Regions from separate parts of the Homo sapiens genome. Here region 1 is linked to region 2. The links are chromatin contacts, found by POLR2A ChIA-PET in ENCODE. All regions are on one chromosome and are shown on one strand. Each heading gives the region's core, a stretch centred on a gene start or an enhancer-like site at or near the end of the contact. The rest is flanking DNA. Distances are from core to core; before and after follow the strand shown. Region 1 holds the start of UBTF (upstream binding transcription factor). Region 2 overlaps WIPF2 (WAS/WASL interacting protein family member 2).

Region 1 (5,570 bases), core at 1,621-4,120, 3.9 Mb after region 2:
AGCCCCTGGTTGCTTCCCATCTGAAGGCACAGACAAGATATGGCTCAGCCCTAAGGAAACTGTGGCCATATTGGATCAGGGCAGGGACTCCAGTCCAGACCATGCTATACCTAGAAAGCCAGGCTCGAACTCAAGTCTGGCTTGCTTCAAGGCTATTATCATTTATACTGTGCCAAGCTGCAACGGGCAGCTATTTGCTGTAAGGGGAAGAGGGGTGGAAATGAAGGTACAGTGATTCAGGGCTTTGTGGGAAACGAGGTAGCTTGTCAGAGAAGGAGGGAAGCAGGGAAGCAATATATCTAAATGTGCTGCCAAGTTCAAGTTCTGAGTGGATATTCTAAATGTGCAACGACTGAGAATGGGGTGTGGACAGTAAGGAAAATCCATGCAGATGTCTCTCCTGCACAGCTGGAAACCAATGTTAGAGACACCCACCACCCCCTAGCCCCTTAAAGCAGATCAAGGGAGAATTTCTGGCAAATAAGAAAAAGGAAACAGAAGCAGAAGCAGGATACAGGGCAGCTCTGAGGCAAGGTAGGCAGGTGCACAGAAACTCTCAGGGCCCTGCTCCAGGGAGAACCCCCAGAATTACAAGCTGTCTTGTCAGCCCAACTACCCAGGGAAGCAAGAACAGGTCTGGAACAGTTATTTTTCAGCCACTGAAATGCAGCCCCAGAGAGCTCTAGGCCACTGTGGATGGGCTGGGAGAATAGCCACCCAAGGCCAGAAGTCAAAAGGGCTCTCCATTTTCATTTGCATCTGGTAACCTGGGCCAGAGATTCTGCAGAATGGGCCACGTGGACCCATAATCCCCTCTCCCCTCAATGTCCCACAAGCATGGCCAGCTGTCCAGCTTCATCCTACTCTCTATCCCCATCTAGACTGGATCACTGCTGAATGAGGCAGAGATCTAGTTGAGTACATATATCCCATGGCTTGGGGCCTAAAACCACCAAAACAGCCCTTTTCTCCACCTGCCTCTACAAAAGCCTCATGGTCTTCCTAAAAAGCCTGAGAAGCCTTCCCCAACCCCTTCCTGACCCTTCCTCTACACTCATCCTTCCTCCCATTCCAGGACACTGGGCTGGGACACACTTCAGGCTGAATGGGAACCCCAGAAGGCAGGCCTCCTCTAACACAGAGGGTGAGGGACAGGGAGAGAGGGGAGGTGAGCCACTCCAGGCCAAATAATTTGGATTCAGCCAAACCCCAAGTGTGGGAGATGCTTGATTCATAAATACTCAAGGCACTTTCTCCCCCAGTTCAGTGTATGCAGACTGAAAAAGCCCTTGAAGAAGGGAGTGAGCCCCGCAGCCACGAGGGAAAGAGGGTTTAAGTTTCAGAGGGCCGGGGGTGGATGCCCCTACCTTGGCCTTTGGGGGCGGCCATTTCCAGGTCTGTGGGGCAGTCGGCTTCTCCGTTCATCCTCCAGCTGTCCAGCCACCTCCTCGGTCGTGCTGGCCGGGCAACCCGGGGTCAAAGCCACCTCACCCTTTGGAAGACATACCAGTTCCCACTCAGGAAGGCTGAGAGGTGAACGACTAACGACTTTCTAACCGCCCAGAGTAGAAGGGGGCAGGTCCACACTCTGAGAGACTCAGCCATGACCTTATTAGACTTAAGGGGTCTATGGGAATGGGAGTGCGCCCCTCCTCTTCCTCGTGACCCCCTCCCCCAGCCCCTGCAGCCCGGCTCCGCGGCGCGCGCCCTCCCCTGGCCACGCGAGGGCCTGCTCCTAGCTCCCGCGTGCAGCGAGCGCCCGCCCTCCGCCCCGCTTCCCAACCCCAGCCAAAAAAAAAAAAAAAGAAAAAATCTCCTCCTCCTCGGAGCGCCCGCCCCGGGGAGGCCCCAGGCTGGAGGGCGGGGGAAGAGGAAGGGCGGGTAAAGGGCGCGCGCGGCCACGGAAGCGGGCACGCGCCCCAGTCTCCTCCTCCCGCCTCCCCCCGGCCGGTTCCCCCCGCCTCCGCAACCCGGCGGGGACCCGGACGCAGCGCAGCCGCCGCCAGCCCCGGAGCGGAGCGGCCGCACCGCCCCCGGGGACCGGATCCGGATTCCCGCCGCTCCCCCCTCCCGGGCTCCCTTCGCCGTCCCCGCCCGCACAGGCGGGCAAGCAGCCGGAGAGAAGCGGCCTAGCCTGCCCCCCGCCCCCGAGCCACCCACCCCGGCCAGAGGCGCCGCCACCGCCCAGCCACCCCGACGCGCACGGAGGAGCCCGGCACAGAGGCGCGACCGCGGCGGGAACCGCCGCCTCCTCCCCCGAGCCTGCGGCCCAGCCCCGCCGGCGCCCCCGCCCCGGCCTCCGGGGAGCCGAGCCAAGGAGAGGGCGGGAGGACGGCGGCCGGGAGGCGGGGGCGCAGCGCTCACCGGCCCCGCCGCCCCCTCCGGCGGCCGGGGAGAACTGCGCCTGCCGGCTCCGAGAAGCGCGGGCTCCTCCGCCAGCGGCCGGGGCTCGGCTCAGGCCTCGCTTCCTGCCTTCCCCTCCCCCGGCTCTCGGCGTCCTCCCAAGTGCCCTGGTCTGCTCGCGCCCGGTCGCCTGCTCGGTGGTCGCTTCGGGTCCCCGCTGGGCGCCCACCGCACCCCGCGGTTCGCTCCCGCCGTCCGGCCCCGACCCCAGCGCGCGTCCTCAGCCGCCTCGGTTACCCGGCGCAGCGCGGCCTCCGGGCTTCCCGCTCCAGCGGCTCCCTCCCTGGCTCTGAGTGGCGGCGCCCTCCCCCGCTCGGCCGGGCACAGCCGCAGCTCCCTCCCGCGGCGGCAGCGGCTCCTCCTCCGGGCGAGGCGGCGGCGCTGGGGCGGCGGCTGCTGCTGCTGTGGCGGCGGCGGCGGCGGCGGCGGCTGTGGCTGCTGCCTGCTGCTCCTCGCGGCGAAAAGCACAAAGCACAGCGCCCTCCGCCTGCAGGCAGCCCGCCCGCCGCCGGCCCCGGCCTCAGCTCGCACACCCCCCGCCGCCGCCGCAGCCTCAGCCGCCGGAGCGGGGAGGAGGAGGGAGAAGGGAGGAGGAGGAGCGGGAGGGGGGGCGGGAGAAGCGGGGCAGCGAGCGCGTCCTTCCCCGTAGAGCGCACACCGACCCCCGGGGAGCGAGCGCCAGCCCGCCCGCCTCGCCGGCTCCGCTCCCTCCCACAGCCTGCCCGGGCGGGCTCCGCGGGGGGCAGCTGGGAGGAGGGGCGGGAGCTGGGGGGACCCGGGCGGCCGAGGCGGAGGGAAGGAAGGAGGGGAGGGGGGTGGTGGTGGTGGTGCTGGCGGCGGCGGCGGCTGCTGCTGCTGCTGCTGCCGCCGCCGGGGAAGGGGGGGGGGGCCGGGGCAGGGAGACACGCAGCCGCCCGGATGGCGGCGGGGCTCGGAGCCTAGGCGGGCGGGCGGGCGCCGAGAGCGACCTCGCCAGACCCGCGGGGGAACTAGCAGGCTTCGCCGGCGAGGGAGGGCCGAGGTGCGGCCGCGGAGAGGGTGCCCGGAGGTGCCCCCGGCGTCCGGGGAGGCTCGGGGGGCGCCCACAGCCCTGCTCCGGAGCTCTCCCCCAAGTTCTCCCAGCTCAGACTAGGGCTTCCAGGCCAGCTCTCTCCCGCCTCCCGGAGCGAGCGGTCCGCGCCCACCCTCATCCCCCGGAGCGTGGCCGCTGGTTTGGGGCGCACGCACGCCGATCGCGGCGTCCAGCTTCGGTGCCTACCTCGCGGTCCTCTCCTTGCCGAACGGCACATACGAAACTTAAAAAAAAACCCGAAAACTAAAACCTCTGCATTAAAAAAAAAAAATCCCCGTTGCTCTTTACACCCCGGAAACGGCAAGGGAACGACGGGCTCCGGCGGAGGGGCCGCTGTGGGAGCCGGTTCAATCCAGCCCGGCATGGTTCTCCAGGCCTGCCCGGGCGCATGAAGATCGGCGCCGCCGCCACTCGTAGCAACCCCTCTCCCCCGAAATCCGCGGCTCCCGGGCTCACTTACCGAGCGTGTGGATGGGAGCGCAGGCCGGGGGCACCTGGGAGCACGGCGGGCCGAACAGTCGAGCCGCAGCTCCGCTGCAGCCGACGCCGGGGCAGCGAGTCGCCAGACAAAGCCCGAGATGGCGAAGCGGAGCGACGGCTAATGGCGAGCCCCACGCGCCGCGCTCCGCCCGCCCCGCTCCGCCCGCCCGCCCGCCCGCCTCGGCGCAGCGCAGCGCCGCTCCGAGCGCTTGCCCGTCAGAGCCGCCTCGGCGCCGCCGCCTCCCGGGCCACCCCGGCCTCGCCTGGCCCCTCCGCCTCCTCCGGGCGGCTCAGCCTCACCCCTTCCCTCCCACTGCTCTAGGGGTTGCACAAAAAAAATTTTTTTTTTTTAAAGAAAAATGGTTTTCGTCTTTTTTTTTTCTTTTTGCAGGGCGGGCATGTTGAGACTTTTGGATATTTCTGCCCCCAGCTCGCACTCACCTGCGGAGCCGCCGGGAGGGCTAGGGGTGGGGGCGCGCGGGGCTGGAGCCGGCGAGCGCGGGTTGAAAGCCAGCCAAGCTCTGCAGCGCCCGACCCGGGCGTGTACGCCGCCGCCAGTCCCCGCAGAGAAATCGTCCTCCTACCCCGCCTCCATCGCTCTGCGTTTCTCTTCCAATCAGCCGGTCGCTTGGTGGCTCCTCCATTCTCCGGCCAAGCCCAGCTGCCTAGAGCGAGCTCCACTCCTCCATCTGTTCGCCGGGGTCCTCGCTCCCCTGCCGGGGCCGGCGAGACGGCGTGAGGCCGGAGGGGGATTTGCAAGGAAACCTGCCTGCTTCCCGCTCCCATTGCTCCATCCCCGCTGCCTCCTGCCTCCTGCTTCTCTCCTGCGTCTTTCCAACTCTCCCCTGTCGCCACTGGTGTGTGTCTGAGTGTGTGCGCGGTTTTTTTTTTTTAATTGCTCTTTGCTTTTGCAACCCTGAAGCAAAAGGGGGGGGGGGTAGTTACAGGGAAAAAAAAAGCGAGAAAGAAGCTCTTAGATTTGCAACACATCGGAAAACCGGGGGAGCACCCCGCCTTATCCGATCTCCATGCTCCGCAAGGGCCTTCCGGGTTTTAGGACAAGCTTCTCAATGTCCCGTTTCGCTGGGTTTAGGATCCGAGGAGTCCGAGCAAAAAGTTCTCCCCCTGGGTCGTAGTGACGGGTGTCGGGGTGGGAGTTGCGGGGATTTTTCAAGAAGCAGCAGCTACCCCGGCGTCGGTCACTGGGCCGGGGTAGGGGAAAGAGCAAAATCCCAGTGGGTTTGCGCGAGGGATCTTCTAGGGTCGAGGCGGGTGTGGGGGGAGTTGGAACCGGGAGACACCGCTTGGCGCATCTCTCCCTCGGTCTCTACCTCCTGTCCTATGCCAGCTCCCCCTTTAATTTTTTTCCTCTCCTTTAATCTAATTTCTTCCAACTCCACCTTTGTTGTTACCGGCGTCACACCCGGACCAGCCAATCCCCGCCACGCAATCAGCTTGTCAAAAAGCCTCGGCCATCCCTAGGAAAGCAGGCCGCAGGCGCTGCCCCCCGGCGGCGGCGGGCAGCCGCGAGGGGAGCCCAGCACCCGGTTCTCGCTGCCCCGGGTGGCAGCGGGGCAGCCTCCGACAAGACGTCCCTTGGTTCACTGTCCTGCAG
Region 2 (5,122 bases), core at 2,100-4,599:
TCAGAAAACAAACAAACCAAACAACTGAGAGAGGGCATGCTAGTGGAGGGAAAAGGAGAGAGTACAAGAGTTGATACTGCATCAGAGTTCCAGGGCAGATACTGACAAGTGACTGAACTTTGACTGTGAAGTCTTCCCATTTATTTTTGAAATGGGAGTCGATGCCTTTTGTACGTTATCAAAGTGTTTTTTTTTTTTTCCTCCTTTACTCAGACATAGAGCATCAAAATATCACGAGTAAAGCCAAACCCCAGCTTTTCACTGGGGCTGATATCTTCCTCCCCATGGCCCACTGCCCCCTCATATTCCCCAGCACTTGGACTGTGTCACATGGGTATTGATTGTATACTTGTTGTCTTGGCCTCATGCAAAAAGGCCTGGGTCTAGATCTAGTCAGATGAGTTTTTTTTAGAGCATGTTGATGATACAACACCTGTTTAAATGTCTGCCTTATATGTTATTTGGTCCCACTGTTAATAATAGATTTATTACTATGTATATTTACTATTGAAGATGGGAATGTGATCTGCATAGTTATCAGTCTATTTTGTATGTTGTAAAAAGCTTCTAATTTAGGTTTAAGGTGGGCTGGCTACAAGAGCACTAAAACTCCTCACCTTTTAAACTGCTCTTTTTATCTGCTTGTGGGAATGTCGTCTCTTTCGTGGAAGATTGGGTGGTCTCATGTTGAGGCTGTTGCCCAGTCCCATTAACTCCCTTGTCCCCCCACAGAAGGAAGAGACATTGCCCAGCTAAGCATCAGGAAGCTGTGTTAAAAGCCCTTCTATGGGTTTGGTTTTGTGATGTTTTTCCCTAATGGGAAAAACGTTATAGTTGTTTCTTACTGCCCTGTCTGGGAAGCAGGGCAAACCTCCAGGTTTTTAAATGAGCTAGATGCCCCTCTTCCTCTTCTCTGGTCACTGAACCTGGACCAAAGCACTTTGATATTCCAGGTGTGATTTTCTCTGTCATGGGGATTTGCTCCACTGCAGAGCCCCATCATTTTCACAGCGTAGGCCAACAGAGTGAGAACCTAGGGCTACCCTAGCTGATGGATGTGAGGCTGCTGTCTACAGGAGCTCATCCCAGCCCTGTTAACTGGCAGTGGCAAGGATACTCGTCATCGGCCATTGCACTGGGGAACTCCCTCACCCCATGGCTTCCCAACTTGAAACCCAGATTTACCTCCAGGGAGAGGTGAGAAAAAAATTGTAAATAGACTTGCTAAAGAGCAACTCAGGGTTGGGGTGTGTTTTAATTCTCCTGATCACTTGAAATAATCTGTAGGCTGAGTGCTTATGGGGGTGGGGGAGAAGGGTGACTCCAGGGTCCTTCCATTTTGTGAAGCTCTGGGGGTGGAGTGTGGGCATCTGAGGCCCTATGATGGCACTACATTGAGCTGTCTGCCCTTCCGGAAACCCAACCTGCAATCAACTGCAAATCAAATTCTTCACATTCCAGCTACAGTCTTTCTTTCCCCATTGAATCTCAGTCCCTGGCCATGTGGTCAAGGTGGCTTTCTGTTAAGCTACCCTAATTTCGGGAATGGGAGGGGAGAGAGGAGGGCCATTACAACTCTGCCTTCAAGACTCATCTCTTAAAAACAAAACGAAACAAAACTACAACCACCATCAAAACCACACGCAAAAAAAAAAAAAAAAAAAAAAAGGATAACTTTAACCGAAGGAAGGGTTTGGTTCCATTCAACTCCACATTCATTGTGCCTTTACTTGCATTAGATTTCTGTGCTTTCTTCCTTTCCCTCTTTGAAGCAATTAAAATCTTCCTTGATAACTGCTGTTTCTTTCTACTCTTGTTTCTGGCAATTTAGTGGGTTCCTTCTCTAGTGGTCTTAAATCTCATTCCACTGGTGGCAAGATGGGGCCTAGCCTTCTTTTCACATGTCTAATCTTTTCCTTTCTCATGGTGCCCTCCATGGAAGTCACAGTCAACACTGAATAAATGACTAGAATGACACGTGTGCGTGCGCACGCGTGTGCGTGTGTGTGTTCATCTGTCTGCATGTGGATCAATTTCTTTTAGAAAATAATTTATTGTATGATTTATTTTGGAGTTATATTCTGATTACAGTGCTCCCTCTCCCAAATAGCATTGATTTTTTCCCCCCTCTAAAATGTATAATCTGGTCTCAGGTTGGATTCTTTGGTACATTTCTCTCTTCTGGATGCCATGCAGCTTAATTAAAACCTTGCTTAAAAACAAAAAGTGAAAATTGTGTACTCTTGTCTGGAATACCGCCTCAGGTGGTGGCACAGAGAGGGGAGAAAACCTTTGCCTCATAATTTGGGTAAGTGTAGTGGTTTGATTCCAGGTCCCTTGAAAAAGTAGATCTACTGAATTGGGCAGACTCATCTATAGCTTTCTGAGGGTCTTCTCTCCTCCTCTCCAGCTGTATTTTGAAAATTACAGTTCTAGTTGGCTGGGCGCGATGGCTCATGTCTGTAATCCCAGCACTTTGGGAGGCCAAGGCGGGTGGATCATTTGAGGTCAGGAGTTCAAGACCAGCTTGGCCAACATGGTGAAACCCCGTCTCTACTGAAAATACAAAAATTAACCGGTGTCATGGCGCATGCCTGTAGTCCCAGCTACTCGGGAGGCCGAGGCAGGAAAATCACTTGAACCCAGGAGGCGGAGGTTGCACTGAGCTGAGATCATGCCACTGCACTAAAAAAAAAAAAAAAAAAAAAAAAAAAAAAAAAAAAAAATTCTAGAGTTCTAGTTACCCTTCCTGGGAGATTCTGATGGTCCTTATTTTATTATTATTATTATTTTTTTTTGAGACAGGATGTTGCTGTCATCCAGGCTGGAGTGCAGTGGTGTGATCATAGCTCACCGCAGCCTCCAACTCTCAAGCTCAAGTGATCCTCCCACCTCAGCCTCCCGTGTAGCTGGGACCACAGGTGTGTACCACTATGCCTGGCTAATTTTGAAAATTTTTTTGTAAAGACAGGGTCTCCCTATGTTGCCCAGACTGGTCTCAAATTCCTGGGCTTAAGTGATTGTCCCACCTCAGCTTCTCAAAGTGCTGGGATTACAGGCATGAGCCACCGCACCCAGCCAGTCCTTATTTTATATTTCCACCTAACTCCCCTTTGCCCACGATTTCAGGGAACCTAGGAGGCTTCCTGGCCTTGTGACCTTTTCCTTGAATCTCTTATAATTCTTTCTACCTGTGTTGCATGGCAGATTCTCAGATTGAGGCTAAAGAAAAGAAGGGTGGGGACAAAGCATACAGAATGTGTGTATCTGTTTTTATGTGGGTGTTGGCTGTTTTTCGTCACTGCTTTTTAAGCTGAATCTTAGCTGGTTTTCTTGAACTTTGACTTTAGGTGTAAAAATTCAACCAGACATTCTCTCCTTACTGTGGTCAGCTGACATCATAACCACTAAGGCTTAATGAGCTTAACTTGCACTTTCATCACTAGCAAAGGTCTTGAAGTTATTTCTCTTACTGATTCATAATGGGTGTGTGTATGAATCACTCTCACATAATTTAGATATAAAAACCTATGAGGATGAGGGAGGGAGGGGAAGAAAAAAAAGGACTCCTTTCATTTTCATCCGTACTTCCCAGATGGGCTGAATCTCCGATTATTTGACCCATCATTGTTATTAATATGGTTAATAAACTACCTATTTATTGATTGAATTGTTCCTCCTGACTTGAAATAGCCTGCAAATGGAGCTTGCCTAAATGACCTTCGACTTCCTAACCCTATAATTCATTCTGTCTTCTTGTGATGGTATTGCTAGTGTGTGTGTGTGTGTGTGTGTGTGTGTCTACACACACAGTCACACAAAAGGATGCCAGACAGGTTCTTCCAGTGTGATTTGATTCCTTCTCCATGATACTGTGTATGAGTTAGCAGGTGATAAGGACACTAGTTTTCCTTCCATTACTGAGGCAGAGCTGCTTGCCATGAATGTACCTCTTAAGTATTTCCCAACCCAATCTAACCATGAACTAAACGACCCACTGGAAGAAAGCTGCCTGTCTCCAACTTCCTAGTACTCTGCAAAGAGAGGTAAAGGAACTATGGAAAATGAATTAGAACTAGAAATATGTCAGCCTCAGGATTCTGACTGCCCCAGAGGACAACTGGGGAAATGCTTTGCCTCTGACATCACTGGAGCCCAGTCTGGATCATTTTCACACATAATTGAATTCATTCTCCATTCCTAGGCTTAGGGGTGTGAGACTTAAAAGACTGTATGCTCTCCAGCCACAAGTGTTTATGCAAAGGGTGGATGTCCACTTGGCAAGAATGTCCTTTCCATTCCTTCATTCAGCAAGCTCTTATTGTACACTTTACTCTGTACCAGGCATCTACAATATGAAGATGAAAAGTCTGTTTTTGCCGGGCGCGGTGGCTCACGCCTGTAATCCCAGCACTTTGGGAGGCTGAGGCAGGTGGATCACCTGAGGTCAGGAGTTTGAGACCAGTCTGTCCAATATGGTGAAACCCCGTCTACTAAAATTATGGGCGCCTGTAATCCCAGCTACTCAGGAGGCTGAGGCAGGAGAGTTGCTTGAACCCGGTTGGGTGGAGGTTGCAGTGAGCTGAGATTGTGCCACTGCACTCCAGCCTGGGCGACAGAGCGAGACTCCAAATAAAAAGTCTTTTTTTTTTTTTTCCAACTTGGAAATGGGTCTCCCTATGTTGTCCAGGCTGTCCTCAAACTGGGCTCAAGGGATCCTCCCACCTCAGCCTCCCGAGTAGCTGGAATTACAGATGCATGCCACTGTGCAAGGCTAAGACATGGTCTTTGACTCCAAGGAACTCATAGTTTAGTAGACTTCAGGATAGCTACCAGGAGAAACCTATGCAGGATATTAAAAGGCTTTATGGGAGTTAGCCAGGGAAGATGGATGGTTAGTGGCATTCCAGACAGAGGAAACAGCAAAAACAAAGGCACAGAAGCAAGAAACAATATGATGTGTACGCATCACGTTACTGGAGGATCATTATTAGTGCAAAGGAAAAGCTTCAAGTAGATAACCTTTCAGTCCTGACATTCTGTGATTATTTGCCTGCTTCCACAGTGGTCATTTACACCTGTAGGCTTTTCTTGGGCCACTGCTATGTTTCCTAGTGTCTTC

What was found. ChIA-PET counts read pairs that join two places held with the same protein, here RNA polymerase II (POLR2A).
Region 1: POLR2A ChIA-PET joins it to region 2 with 10 read pairs in Caco-2. The contact joins the promoter of UBTF here to the enhancer-like site in region 2. POLR2A ChIA-PET finds 5 or more read pairs at or near these places in 2 of 52 experiments (Caco-2 and MCF 10A).

The regions. Positions count from the first base shown.
Region 1 is chr17:44,216,805-44,222,374 of GRCh38, forward strand. UBTF (upstream binding transcription factor) reads right to left here and starts at 2,871. Exons shown (of 21, transcript NM_014233.4): 1 at 2,641-2,871; 2 at 1,368-1,492. The coding sequence starts at 1,425. All of the region lies in intron 1 of ATXN7L3-AS1 (ATXN7L3 antisense RNA 1), which reads left to right. RefSeq lists silencers at 1,598-1,767, 1,818-2,837, 2,597-2,761, 2,888-3,577, 4,088-4,307 and 1 more and an enhancer at 5,022-5,570.
Region 2 is chr17:40,280,467-40,285,588 of GRCh38, forward strand. WIPF2 (WAS/WASL interacting protein family member 2) reads left to right here. Exons shown (of 8, transcript NM_133264.5): 8 at 1-3,670. Among named protein-coding and RNA genes, the nearest start is that of CDC6, 4.9 kb to the right of the region's middle. RefSeq lists enhancers at 580-1,516, 1,517-2,451. Within about 2 kb of position 3,350, at least 10 of the 41 ENCODE cell types and tissues checked have a DNase peak (open chromatin) inside an H3K27ac peak, as active enhancers do.